Regions from separate parts of the Homo sapiens genome. Here region 2 is linked to region 1. A link is a contact called in ENCODE Hi-C data. All regions are on one chromosome and are shown on one strand. Each heading gives the region's core, a stretch centred on a gene start or an enhancer-like site at or near the end of the contact. The rest is flanking DNA. Distances are from core to core; before and after follow the strand shown. Region 1 holds the start of OSBPL2 (oxysterol binding protein like 2). Region 2 holds the start of TCFL5 (transcription factor like 5).

What was found. Hi-C counts contacts between places; a loop is a spot of excess contacts on that map. Pooled maps may share reads with other maps.
Region 2: a pooled map shows a loop between it and region 1 (17-fold over the local background). The contact joins the promoter of TCFL5 here to the promoter of OSBPL2 in region 1. A Hi-C loop is called at or near these places in 10 of 50 pooled maps.

The regions. Positions count from the first base shown.
Region 1 is chr20:62,237,150-62,240,122 of GRCh38, forward strand. OSBPL2 (oxysterol binding protein like 2) reads left to right here and starts at 1,372. Exons shown (of 14, transcript NM_144498.4): 1 at 1,372-1,448. RefSeq lists a silencer at 1,100-1,499 and an enhancer at 2,197-2,973.
Region 2 is chr20:62,860,454-62,863,426 of GRCh38, forward strand. TCFL5 (transcription factor like 5) reads right to left here and starts at 1,369. Exons shown (of 6, transcript NM_006602.4): 1 at 571-1,369. The coding sequence starts at 1,217. LOC105372717 (a long non-coding RNA gene) reads left to right here and starts at 982. Exons shown (of 4, transcript XR_936989.4): 1 at 982-1,088. RefSeq lists silencers at 788-937, 1,438-1,627, 1,678-1,777 and an enhancer at 1,162-1,816.

The DNA of each region.
Region 1 (2,973 bases), core at 122-2,621:
GCCACAGATGGGGCAAAGGCCTGTCCCTGCCTCCATGGCCCTGCTAGGGGCAGCCTGGAAGTGGGGAGACAAGGCCTGAGGAGGGGGTGCAGAGGCCCAACGGGGGCTGGCTTTGCTGCAGGACGCACTGCGGGGTCACGGGTCATCTGCCAGAGCTCTCAAGGCCACAGGAAGCCCAGGACTCTTGGCTTTACCTCAAATGGGCTGAAGCAGAAACAAGCATGTGGTTCACGTAACTGAAAAGTCAAGGAAAGGACCTGCTGAGGTGCAGCAGGGTCCACGTGACCCGGCCGTGGTTGCTCCGGCTTTCCTCTGGGCTGGCTTCATTCTCGTGCAGCCCTGTTCTCGGGTAGTGAGATGTGGAAGACTGGCCCCTTCCCTCTCTCACCTAACCCAGCTCTGGAGAGGTCTGTGGGCAGATGGGAGAGTCATTTGACTTCAGCCTCCCCTCCGGTCTGAACTCTGACCCTACAGCAAAAGTCCCAGGACTGAGCCTCTTTGGCTAGAACTGGGTCACAGGCTGACCCCTAAACCAACTGCTGTGACTATGTAGCCAGCCTGGTTTATGCCACTCCACTCACCTCAAACCAGACCCATGACTTCAATGAGATGTTGACAGGGGAACCCTGGTTTGCAGATGAAACTGAGTGATCACAGACTCAGAGAGGTTAATTAATTTGTCCAAATCCACACAGCTGGTAAAGAATGCAAGCTCCAGGTCTGATTCCAGAACTTCTGGGCTTAACCCTGGAGCCACTGTAGGTCAGTGGGAGTCCAAAGGGTTTTAAGTATGGTGGTGAAACGGTCGGGGATGCAGCTGGAGGGGTAAATTGGCGCTGGATTTTGGTTGGCGGTGAATGGCATGCAAAGGAGGTGGACGATATTCAGGATTTGGTAGGACAGTGGAAGCAGCTACGCCCCAGCTATCGCACGGTCCCCAGCATTTGTAGGAAAAAGCCCCCAGGGCTTTGGGTAGCCTCGCAGGCCCGCACTGCCGCCAGGACGCAGTGCACCTGAGGGCGGAGCACCCACGCCCCGGGCCACCTGACTCACTGTTTGTCAACTCTGCTCTCTGCAGCCACGCCCTTTCCTCCTTGCCTCCCTCCCCTTTTGGCTCAGGGGCGGCATAACCCCGCCTCTCTCCTGCTGTGACTGGCTGTCCTTGCCGTCACTCCGCTGCGTGGGCGGGGCTCTGAGGGGGCACAGGTAGAGGCCCTTCGCGAAGGGATTAGCATAGTCCCACCCCCCGGCGCGAGCCTCGGGCCGGGCGCTGATTGGGCAGGCAGCGGCCGACGCGGCGGCGCCGGGCGCAGCGAGTGGCGGGCGCGGGCTGTCAGTCGGCGAGGCGGCGGGCCGCACTTCCGCCTCGGTGTCAGTGGGTCGCGGGCCTACGGGGCGGGGGCGGGGCGGCAGTGAGCTCGGCCGGCAACCGAGGGACCCGCGTCCAGGTGAGTGGCCCCCGCCGCCGCCACGCGAAGGCCCGGGACCCCGGCGAGCTGCGGGGCCTGGGCCGCGGGCTGGGGCTGGAGCCGGGGCGGGGAGGGGAGGGCGGGCCGGGCAGGACCCGGGTCCGCAGGCCGCCTCCAGCCCCGGCCCCGGCCCCGGCCTCGACCCCCACTGGGAGGCGCGCCCGGCCTAGGCCGCAGCCTGGCGCCCCGGGGAAACTTTGGGAGGAAAGTTCCGGCCGGGCGTGGGGCCTGGGCCTGGGTCCCGCGGCCCCCGCACCCTTCCCCCTGCGGTCGCCCGGCAACTGCGATCCCGGGACCCCCGGCCCGGCCCCCCCGAGATCCCCAGCCCCCCTGCTGCCCCGCTGAGCAGGAAGTGGGGACGGGCGCACCTGCTCGCGGCCTCGCCCTCTCTCACCACCTCACCGGGAACAGGGAAGGATTTCGTGCGCATTTAGGGCGATCCTGTAGGTGAGGAGGGCGAGTTCCGCCGGGAAGAAGGGCAGGGAGACGCAGTCCCACTCCGACCCTGGCCTTCTTGTCCCGCAGGCCTGTGTGCACGTCGTCCCGGGGAGGGTGCCCGCGAGCCCTTGTCCGTTCCCCTGGGCTCTGTTTTTGTTTTTAATTTATAAATCTTAGCAGACTACACACGGTTGAGAACTTGCTACCTAAAACCTATCTTTGGTAATGTAATTTTAAGAGGTTCCTTCTTTCGCCAGTTATATTTTGGTACTCAGAAGAATACGTCTTTAGACTTTCCAAGTTTATAAGCCCAGACCAAGACTGTTAGGTCGTCACAGCACCTCAGCCTCCCCGCTTCATGGGAGGACCGGCGACGAGGCAGTGGGTGTCGGGGTGTTGCAGGCTCTCCTGGGGTGAGGGTCACCTCCCAGGGGCGTTTCTATCTGAACCGTCCTCTAGGACAGGCCCTGGCCTAGCCTGGCTCCGGCAGCTTTGGGATGACTGCCCGGAACACCTGGAGAAGGGGTCCCATTCGGTTTGGTTGGATAGACGTTTCTCGAATGCCTGCTGTGGGCCTGGCTGGGTGCTGTGCGGCCTTCCCACCAGCTGGATGTGTGGTGAGGACAGCGGAGAGTTGAGGAGCCCGGAACTGGTGCAGGGGCCACATGCTGGGAAGCCACGGCCGTCCCTGCTGCCCTTCCTAACTCGTGCCCATGGCCTCTTTTCTGGCTGTCAGCCTCAACTCCTTCATCCGGACATGTAGCACTTTGCTGATAAGAGAAGCAAACGAGATCATTTTCTTGTTTTATGTTTTGAGATGGAGTCTCGCTTTGTTGCCCAGGCTGGAGTGCAGTGGTGCGATCTTGACTCACTGCCACCTCCGTCTCCCGGCTTCAAGCCATTCTCCTGCCTTAGCCTCCCATCTAGCTGGGACCACAGGCGCCGGCCACCACGCCCGCCTAATTTTTTTATTTTTAGTAGAGATGGGGTTTTACCATGTTGGCCAGGCTGGTCTCGAACTCCTAACCTCAAGGGATCCGCCTGCCTCAGCCTCCCAAAGTGCTAG
Region 2 (2,973 bases), core at 119-2,618, 620 kb after region 1:
CGCTGCTGTGGAAGTCCTCCTCTTCCTATGGAGGAAAAGCAAAACTGCGCCACCTCCCTGCTCTCATCACATCCTGACACCAATCTCACTTTTGCCATCCTCCAGTGTGACCACGATGGGCAACTACAGGCTGGGATGAGCAGAAAACTGCGGACGCAGCCCCTTCCACAGCCATCCCTGAGGGTCGCCAAGGGGGCGGCTGCAGGCTGGAGCCTCATTTTAGAGCTCAAAGCCTGCAAACCCCCGTCGGGCCTTCCTAGGCTTCCCTGACATCCAAGAGTGCCACCCGGAGCACATGGTTCCCAGGAATTCTGCGCGCTCGGCCCCACTCCAGGCGGGGCCACTGAGGGAGGGGGTGTTTAGTTTCTGGAAGTACCTGCTCCCCGGGGCCCGCACAGCGCACACAGCCTTTCGGGGCGGCCCCAGACCCGGTGAGGTCCGCGCCCTGTGCCGCCGGGAGGGCAGGCTGGGGGCGTGCACAGCGAGGGCCCCCTTTGCCTCCGCCCCGGCCCCGGCCCCGGCCTCGGCCTCCACCCGGGCCCCGCCAGCCCCCGGCCGCCGGGCACGCACTTGTTGAGCGCCCCGCCCGGCTCGGGGGGCTCGGGGCCGCGCGGCGCGGGCGGCGGCTCGGCGGGGATGCTGTTGAAGCGGTCCTCCAGGCGGACGCGCACGGCCGGCTTGGCCCGGGCCTCGGGCGCGCCGTCGGGTCCAGCCGCAGCCGCAGCCGCGCCCGCGCCCTCCTTGGCGGCGCCGTCGGCCCGGGCCCTCGCTCCGTCCCCGCCGCCCGACGTCTTCTCCGCCGCGCCCGCCTCGCTTAGCAGCATCATGCGCAGCTCCTGGAAGTCGATGTGGCCCAGGCAGGGCGCGTCGGCCGCCAGCGCGGACGGGCACAGCACGGGGTACACGGGCGCCGCGCCCCCCTGACCGCCCGCCGCGAAGCCGCCCGCGCCTGCGCCCGGGCCCGCCGCCGCCAGCAGCGCCGAGTTGAGGCGCGTCTCGAGCTCGCCGTCAGCCGCCGCCTCCATGTGCGAGCAGAGGATGTGCTGCAGCTGCGTGTACTCCACCTCCGTCATCTCCACCAGGCTCAGGTCGGTGGTCGTGAAGCTCAGCCCCGGCTCGCCCAGCGCCGCGTCCCCGCCGCCCGCGCCCTCGACGGCCGCCTCGCCGCCTGCCGCGCCTGCCTCCGGCGGCGGCTCCCGCGGTCCGGGGCCCGACATGGCGGCGCGGCGCGGCCCAACGGCGGCGAGGGCGACGCGGGCGGCGGGCGGCGGGAGGCGGGAGGCGGGAGGCGGGAGGCGACCCCCGGCCCGAGCACTACTCTGCGCCGGCCACAGCCGGCGCGCCGTTGGGGGAGGGAAAACCGCTGAGTGCCGCGCACAGCGCCTGCGCCGCCCCGCCCCGCAACGGCAACCCCACCCCTGCGCCAGCCCCGCCCCCTCCGTTACCCGCCGCCGCCGGCCCCGCCCCCGCCCAACCGCCCGCACGCCCGGCCCCGCCCCACGTCGGCGGATGCTTGCGCGGAGGGCCCGCCCCCACGGCCCAGCCACGCCCCCACAGCTAGGCCACGCCCCCAGCTCAGGCCACGCCCGGTTCCCAGCCACGCCCCTGCTGCCCGGCCACTCCCCGCTGAGGCCCGGCGAGGGCGGCTGCGCTGGAATCAGCGTGATACCTACGCGGTGACACCCTGGGGAGAAGCCACGTCCGTGCGTGCACGTGCGCCCCATTACAGCGGCAGGAATGAAGACGTTGTCAAAACAGCTCCCTGGACCCACAGTCCACAGTGCCCAGGCCATCCGCTTCATCCGCGTAAAATGCGCAGCGCATGGCCGGGTTCTGTGGCTCATGCCTGTAATCCCAGTACTTTGGGAGGCCGAGGCAGGTGGATCAGGAGGTCAGGAGATCGAGACCAGCCTGGCCAACATGGTGAAACCCCGTCTCTACTAAAAATACAAAAATTAGCTGGACGTGGTAGTGCGTGCCTGTAATCCCAGCTACTCGGGAGGCTGAGGCAGGAGAATCGCTTGAACCCGGGAGGCGGAGGTTGCAGTGAGTCGAGATCTTGCCACTGCACTCCAGCCTGGGCAACAGAGCCAGACTTCATCTCAAAAAAAAAAAAAAAATGCACAGCGCGACGGTGGTGGTACATTCCCAGCGCTGGGCCCGCCTCCACCGCTGCATTCACCACCGGTCTCCTGTAGCAGTCAGCACACTGCCCCTCCCCCGCCTGCAGCCACTAATCTTCTGTGTCCAGGAGTTTGCCTAGGCTGGGCCTTCCCTGTTAAGGGAACTATGCAATATGTGGTCTTTAAGAGACTTATTTTTGCAATCTTGAAATAATTCCTGTACTTAACCTCTCACCCACATTCCCATCTCACTCAGTGGTTGTCTGTTCTCTGTCTAGGCATTAGGACACTTAAAGGCCTGTGACTTGCACATCGTCTTCTAAGCCGGGTCTGAATCTTTCGCTCATTTCATCACAGTTTAGACACAGACCAATATATTACAATGATTCAACGATGGGCTATGAAAGCTCAGCCATGCAAATCTAAACTCACACATGTATACATGAAAATAATATATCAGTTTTGGGCAAAACATCAGGTTTCAGAAAACACTACCAAGGAGGAAAGCAAGGACTTAAAACTCTCAAGGACATGGCAACAGAAGTCGTCTAACGTAAAACAGAGAGGGAAGGCTAAGAGAGTGAGCAGAGCATCAGTGAGCTGTGGGGCCGCTTCAAGCAGTGTGATTTGAAGTCCCCTGGGGGTGGAAGGATGGGGAGAAAGACATTTTAAGAAGTAATGATTGCCAGGTGAGGTGGCTCACGCCTGTAATCCCAGCACTTTGGGAGGCCGAGGCGGGCAGATCCCTTGAGGTCAGGAGTTCGAGATCAGCTTGGCCAACATGATGAAATCTCGTGTCTACTAAAAATATAAAAAATTAGCCAGGTGTGGTGGCATGTGCCTGTAATCC